2 separate regions of the Homo sapiens genome follow, and region 1 is linked to region 2. The links are chromatin contacts, found by Hi-C or POLR2A ChIA-PET in ENCODE. All regions are on one chromosome and are shown on one strand. Each heading gives the region's core, a stretch centred on a gene start or an enhancer-like site at or near the end of the contact. The rest is flanking DNA. Distances are from core to core; before and after follow the strand shown. Region 1 holds the start of AP5S1 (adaptor related protein complex 5 subunit sigma 1). Region 2 holds the start of ITPA (inosine triphosphatase).

Evidence for each region. A loop is a pair of places that touch in the nucleus more often than their neighbours do. ChIA-PET counts read pairs that join two places held with the same protein, here RNA polymerase II (POLR2A). Pooled maps may share reads with other maps.
Region 1: a pooled map shows a loop between it and region 2 (5-fold over the local background). The contact joins the promoter of AP5S1 here to the promoter of ITPA in region 2. A Hi-C loop is called at or near these places in 7 of 50 pooled maps. POLR2A ChIA-PET finds 5 or more read pairs at or near these places in 2 of 52 experiments (RWPE1 and activated naive CD4-positive, alpha-beta T cell).

The regions. Positions count from the first base shown.
Region 1 is chr20:3,818,896-3,822,891 of GRCh38, forward strand. AP5S1 (adaptor related protein complex 5 subunit sigma 1) reads left to right here and starts at 1,652. Exons shown (of 3, transcript NM_018347.3): 1 at 1,652-1,863; 2 at 3,207-3,398. The coding sequence starts at 3,223. RefSeq lists a silencer at 1,176-1,455 and enhancers at 1,452-2,155, 1,696-2,035.
Region 2 is chr20:3,207,366-3,210,895 of GRCh38, forward strand. ITPA (inosine triphosphatase) reads left to right here and starts at 2,133. Exons shown (of 8, transcript NM_033453.4): 1 at 2,133-2,252. The coding sequence starts at 2,187. RefSeq lists enhancers at 1,728-2,376, 2,259-2,328.

The sequences.
Region 1 (3,996 bases), core at 402-2,901, 610 kb after region 2:
CAGAGTGCACTTTCTCAGGGGGTGCTGGCTCTAGGATCCCTGCCTGGGCCACCCTACCCTGTTCTCCTTTCTTGTCACCAAAGAGCGTGTTCAAGCCGGCTCCAGTCCTGTGTTGTGCATGGCCCTGGGGAGTGGAGATGGAAGCCATCAGCACTATTGGTGAGACCTGATTCACAGGGGTGCAAAGGCCGCAGCTGAATGCCAACGGGCAGCCTGAGCAGGAAGGCTTCCTCCCATTTTGTCTGAGTATATATCTACAAGGTCAATTAAAAGGACAGGAAAGGCCAGGCGTGGAGACTCACGCCTGTAATCCTAGCAATTTGTGGGGGAGAAGCGGGAGGATCACTTGAGCCCAGAGTTCAAGACCAGCCTGGGCAATACAGTGAGACGCTAACTCTACAAAAAAATTTAAAGTAGCTGGATGTGTTGCCTGCCTATAGTCCCAGCTACTTGGGGGGCTGAGGTAGGAGCATTGCTGATGGGAGCGGGCAGCGAGGCTGCAAAAAAAAAAAAAAAAAAAAAAAAAGCCGGGAAAGGGAATTCTAGGCTGGGGGAACAGTCAGTGGGGGAGGCTCCGAGGCACATTTGGGGGACAAGGCTGAAGCCATTCACATGCCAAGAGGTAAAGGAGGTGCAGCTTCATGGTCGCGGTGGGGGTGGTAGTGGTGGTGGTGGCTGGAGGAACACATGCAAGTCAGGCAGTGAGGCCCAGGCAGGCCTTGTGGGGCCCCCAAACACCAATGGGCCAAGCCTCCAAGTTGGGGCTTTTACGTAAGGCTCTATAGGGGTTAGCGCCAGAGTGCCCCTTTCAGGTTTAAGGTATAAACCTCTTCCCTGTTGTTTTGATGGCCTCCAGTCAAGAAGGGGGCTTGCTGGTCAGCCCTACTAAGCGTTCGCCCTGGGCGACACTCTACAAGGTTTTACTGGGGCCCAATGAAATTGACAGATCTGCCAGGGACACACACTGAGAGTCCAGAAGCAGCGTTCGAATCGTTCTGCGCCGAACCGAGTGACAGCATTAAACCGCTGCAGGAACCCACAAATTCAGAATCTGCGCAAAATACACATATTTGTATTTAAAATCCGCGCAAAATACCCATGTGCCTAAATACACATATTTCCCTCCAAAGTCATAATTTCCGGGGGTACAGCCCAGGAATGTACATTTGAACTGGTGCCCCAGTGATTCTCACGCATGTTGGCTAGATAAGAACTCAGCCGCAGCCCGTAGCTGCGCGGCCCGGCCTAGGTCCACCCGCCGCCCGTCCCGGAGCCTCCTAAGGCCGCAGGCGACGCGCCCCGCCCTCCGGGGACAACTAGGCCCCGGCCTTTTCCGCAGACTCCGCGCTCCGAGCCGCGGCGCCCCCTCGCGGCCGCCGGGGTCGGCAGCCTGGGGCTCCGCTGATCTAGGGCAACGAGCGGGGGACGCTTCGAGCCCGCAGCGAGAGTGACCAGCATGGTCCCTGCCGGCAGCTCGGGGCCGGAGGGTTTTGACTGCAAGGCCAGCCCACGCCGAGGGTCCAAGCATCGGGATATGCCGCCAGCACCTGGCTGCTGCAGCACCGCGCTGGACATGAGCGCTCCGCCCAACCCGACGGCGTCAGCTGGCGCGCGCGCCCGCGACCGACGTGCGCAGGCGCCCACGGGCCGCGCAGCCGCCATTGCTCTCCTGCCACGGAGGGGAGCGCTTGGTGGCAGTCCGCGGGCCCGGACGGAAGGCTGAGGCGACGCCTCGACGACAGCGGACCGGAGCTGCAGGGGCAACACATTCAGGGCGGGGTGCCCCATTTAGGCCTGGCTGACCGGAGTAAGAAACTACAACCCCCGAAGTGCCTTGCGCCTCAAGGTTACGGAGGCAGTGACGTAAGCTGTCTTGACCGCTACCATTTCTCTAGTAGAGGCGGGACGCGGCGGCGCGGAGTGATGACGCGCTCTGCTGGCGGCTGGAGGGTTGCGGAGGTCAGCAATTGGGTGCTGGGCTCCGGTTCTCGAAGTGCCTTTGCGAACCTGCTATTTTACCAGTTTAAACTGACGGTCTGTTTAGCCTTAGCTACAGATACCCACTGACTGTGTACCCGCCGCCTTTCAACCCCCGGGCCGGCCACTGAGCCAGCCAGATAACCATTACTATTATTTAGTTTCTATTTTGAAACAGTTTCAGGTAACTCCTGTATGCACTTGGATGAGATTCACAAGTTGTAACCTCATTTGCCCCATTTACCTTATTATTTCCTCTGTTTTTCTCTCTGCCTTTTTTCTTCCCTGGACCAAGTGAGTTAGTTGCAGATATGAAATCCTGTTTCCTCTATATTTAGAGGCCCATCCGTGTTTATTTTCTAAAAACAAGGACGAGCTCCTGCATTCAAAATCGGGTAACATTGGTCAAGACTTTTTCTGACCCATAGTCCATATTGAAATGTTTTTAAAGTTTTTATTAGTGTCCTAATAATGCCCTTTATGGAAATTATCCTTTTGTTTTTCTTTCTTTTTTTTTGAGACAAGAGTTTCCCTCTGTCGCCCAGGCTGAAGTGCAGTGGTGCGATCTCGGCTCACTGCAGCCTCCCCTCCCGGGTTCAAGCGATTCTGTGGCTTCAGCCTCTCAAGTAGCTGGGGTTACAACCATGCGCCACCATGCCCGGCTAATTTATTTTTAGTAGAGATGAGGTTTCACCATGTTGGCAGGCTGGTCTGGAACTCCTGACCTCAAGTGATCCGCCCACCTAGACCTCCCAAGGTGCTGGGATTACAGGCGTGAGTCACCACACCTGGCCCAAATTACCCTTTTCTTGGTCCAGGACCCGATCCAGGAGTACACGTCGCATTCAGCTATCTGGTCTCTTCAGTCTCCTTCGGTCTGGAGCAGCTCCTCAGGTTTTCCATGACCGCATGACCTTGACGCTTTTGAAGATACCTGTTGTTTTGTAGAACTAGGTTTAGGGTGGTCTGAGATTTTTTTTGTTTGTTTGTTTGTTTTTCTTTTTTCTTTTTTTTTTTTTTTAGTTTATGCCTATTCTGCTTATGTATGTCTGAGATTTTTTATCACTGGATTCTGTTATGTGATGTTGTTCAGATGCTGTTATTCAAAGTGTTCAGCCTCACTGGCCTCTGGATACACTCCCAGACACTGCCAGGTCAGCCCCTTCCTGTGGTCGCCTCTCCTGCTGGGGTTCACTCTCACCTTACCAATGTCTCTGGCTTCCCTGTAGCACCCACCCTGGAGCCATGGTCCACGCCTTCCTCATTCACACCTTGAGGGCCCCGAATACTGAGGACACGGGCCTTTGCCGAGTGCTGTACTCCTGCGTCTTCGGTGCTGAGAAGTCACCTGATGACCCACGGCCGCATGGTGCCGAGAGGGACAGGCTTCTCCGGAAGGAACAGATTTTAGCTGTGGCCAGGTAACCACACAGCCCAGCCCCAGGCCTTCATTGAACACGTACCTGATTGTAATAGGTATTTTCGGGGAGTGGGGACGCAGAGAAATAGGAGGACTAAGAAGCAGAGAGGAAGTTTTAGAGTAGCATTTCCCAGAGAGTCTTCCACAGCTTTTCATAAGTGTTACGTGAAAAGGGTTAAATAAATAATAATTCTGTTATCATTATTAGTATAATTAGCATTTGTTCAGCCTGTAAGTGCTAAGCATTTATATTCTGAACATCTTATATATATTAACTCATTTAATCCTCATAATAGTCTTTTGAGGTAGGTATAGTTATTATCTCCACCTTATAGATGAGTAAACTGAGGTATAGAGTGTTTGAGGAATTTAACCTGTCCAAGGTTACATAGCTAGAAAGTAGCAGAACTAAGATTTGAGAGTAGGCAGGCAGACAGTACAGATTAAACATGCTTTTCAGTGCAGTACTTAACAGGGCCTTTAGTGTGCCTGTAGACTTTATGAATTTCTAACGAAGAGAGAGGATGTGGTACATGAGGACTCCAGAAAGCCAGGGATCCAGATCACAGTTTGGAATATACTGTTCCAGACTAGGGTGG
Region 2 (3,530 bases), core at 883-3,382:
AACACCTACTATGTACCAGGAGCTGGGATTTAAGAATGAGAGGTGAGGCTGGGCACCGTGGCTCAAGCCTGTAATCTCAGCACTTTGGGAGGCTGAGGTGGAGGGATCTCCTGAGGTCAGGAGTTTGAGACCAGCCTGGTCAATATGGTGAAACCCCACCTCTACTAAAAGTACAAAAATTCACTGGGTGTGGTGGTGCATGTCTGTAATCCCAGCTACTCAGGAGGCTGAGGCAGGAGAATCCCTTGAACCCGGGAGTCGGAGGTTGAAGTGAGCCGAGATCGTGCCACTGCACTCAAGCCTGGGCGACAAGAGCAAGACTCCATCTCAAAACAACAACAACAACAACAACAAAACACAGTGGCTGATGCCTGTAATCCCAGCACTTAGGGAGGCCGAGGTGGGCATATCACGACGTCAGGAGTTCGAGACCAGCCTGGCCAACATGGTGAAACCCCGTCTCTACTAAAAATGCAGAAATTAGCTGGGCGTCGTGGGGGGTGCTTGTAGTCCCAGCTACTCAGGAGGCTGAGGCAGGAGAATCGCTTCAACCCAGGAGACAGAGGTTGCAGTGAGCCAAGATCATGCCATTGCACTCCAGGCCAGGTGACTAGAGCAAGACTCCGTCTCAAAAAAAAAAAAAAAAAAGAAAAAGAGAGGTGAGCAAAAACAGATATGGTTTTTACCATTAGGATTTTTAGAAGAGAAAACAGAATCACACAAATGAATATCTATTTGCAGTGCAGAGGTCAGTGCTATGCAAGCAGATGAAAGGGAGCTCAGGGAAGGTTTTCCTGAGCTGGGGCTTGAGCTGGCTAAGATCCAAGAAAGGCATCCATGTAAGGTGGGCTGTTTTTCTTCTTTTCAGGCTCCTCGGGGTAACTGATGTCCCCCAAGCCCTCCTCTGCCCCCAAATCCCCATGGCCACTCCTCTAGGGACTCTGCATAATGGTTAGTGTTTCTACTTCAATAAAAGAAAACAGGTCACCACCCAAAGCAGTGGTTCCCACACATTTTTTTTCTTTTTCAGACGCAGTTTTGCTCTTGTTGCCCAGGCTGGAGTCCGATGGCACGATCTCCGCTCACTGCAACCCCCACCTCCCGAATTCAGGCGATTCTCCTGAATCCTGAATTCTCTGAACTGGGATTACAGGCATGCACCACCATGCCCAGCTAATTTTGTACTTTTTGGTAGAGATGGGGTTTCTCCATGTTGGTCAGGCTGGTTTCAAACTCCTGACCTCGGGTGATCCACTCGCCTCAGCCTCCCAAAGTGCTGGGATTACAGGCGTGAGCCACCGGGCTTTCCCACACTTTGATGAGCATCAGAATGGCCTGAGGAGCTTGGTAAGAACTCAGACTCCCTCCCTTTCTTGTCCATGGGCAGAAGTGGCCATTCAAGAGGTACTGACACAGGGGTCCAGGCGGGGGGCAGAGGGCTGAGTCTCTGGAGGAGGGAGGTCAGATGACTTGCTGCAAAGAGAGTATCAGCAGAGGTTCAGCAGACCCACCTTTGAGAGGGCACTTCCTACTTTCTGTTGTGTTTGGAATGCAAAGATCTGGCTGAAACGGTGGCCACGGAGAAGGGGTGATAGATTTGAGAGGCTGGAGGGATGAGGAAGTGAGGAACTCTACATACTGAGCTCTCAAGCCTAGGAGTGAAAACGGGTGAGAAGTTTGGGCTTGTTTTAGGCTATGCCGAGTTTAAGTTCACAGTCGAGTGGATCATAGCTGGCGGGTAAGGCTGAAGGTGAGATCAGGATGAGGGTTTGGAAGCCCTTGCCTAGAAGGAGGCAGTTTTTTGAGACAGCATAGGAGAGCGCAAACCTCCAGGGTCACAGGGCTGCAGTCTTCTCCTTTCGGAGACCCCATTGCAGAGAAGAGCGAAAGCAGGGGCGGGGTGGGGGTGGGAGTGGTCTCTTCCGGTTCTTGAAGATAGCGTCCCTTAGGCAGGAGGGGTGGGTCACTCAGTCTCCAGGCTCGGGAGGCCCCCAGCAAATCGGACGCTGTGGGCTAGGCCGCCACCGCGAGCCCACTCGCCCGATACGCGCCTTGGGGTCCGGGTCGGCTTTCCCCGGGACCCCTGGCCGGAAACTGAGCCGTTCACTTCCGCCACCAGCCGGAAGTTTTCTGTCACTGGACGCCAAGGAGTTTTCGGTGGCTCAGCTGGGTAACCGGGGATCACCATGGCGGCCTCATTGGTGGGGAAGAAGATCGTGTTTGTAACGGGGAACGCCAAGAAGCTGGAGGAGGTGCCGGGAGGGTGTTGGGGGCTAACTGGGAGGCGGCTGGGAATAGGGCGGAGAAGGGGCTTCCGGGAGGAGGGAAGCACGTGGGAGGAGGCATGGAGAGAGAACAGAATTCAGCCCGGAAGAATGGGTCCTGACCCGGCTGTGTGGAAAAGCTGGGGCGCAAGAAGGGAGTGGCTGCAGAATCGGGGCGCCCCGGGGTTGGCGAGGGAACGAGGGTCTCGACAGATCCCGACACAGGGCTTGTGTGGTCAGCGACTGCGGGACCCGGAGGAGTAGCGGGGCTCTTAACAACCGCCCCGAAGGTCACCTATTGAAGTAGACCCCAACCCAGTGTCCCGACACTCTTCTGGGACTTATCCACATCCCGCTGCTGGGCCAGGGCTAGCAGGACCCAGAGAGGGCGTGGGACGGAGTTCCACACTGAGCAGTCCGTGCCTCACCACCGTCCTGAAATGTTCTAACCTCTTTTCGCGTGTGTGAAATGGGGATGATGCAGGACATTTGCTTCACAGCGCTATAGAGAGGAGGAGTAAAGGAGGCAGTGGATCTAAAGTTTCTGTTTGCAGGGACTTTGTGGCTAGCAAGTAACAGAAACACACAGGGAGCTCATGTAAGCCACCAGATGACTCCTGTGGGAATATAGTGTTATCGTGTCCCACAGGACCTGAAGTTCTCTCAAGAAGCTGACTTGTCCTTGTTCTCTCTGGATGCTGATCCCTATTCCTGTTCATATCTTTCCCCTTTCTTCCCTGCTGGGGGATGGAACAATGAGGCTTCTACCAGATATCAGCTCCGACTGGCTTTGCTTGAATCAAGAGTTTGCCCCTGTTCAATCAGCCATAGCCATGGAGTGGGGGTCATGTGTGGGGGATCAGGATGACACCCACTGGATATGTCTGAGGCAGACCAGTGGGGTGTAATCACTAGGGACACCTACATTTGCCTGTAGTGTAGGGAGGGACTGATGTCACTTTGGTGCCAGGACTGAGTGGCCTTCTCAGGAACCAGAGCCTTTTGCCGAAAAAAGGTTTGGGATCCTGAGGCCAGACCAGTCAGGCAGTCCACCCTGAACAGAGCCCATGCAGGACAGTGGGCATGAGACCCCAAACCTCTGGCTGAGAATATTGCCCTCACTTAAAGAAGGAGCTGGAACCCGAGTGCAGTGCCTCACGCCTGTAATCCCAGCACTTTGGGAGGCTGAGGTGGGCAGAACATCTGAGGTCAGGAGTTCAAGACCAGCCTGGCCAACATCATGAAACTTCATCTCTACTAAAAATA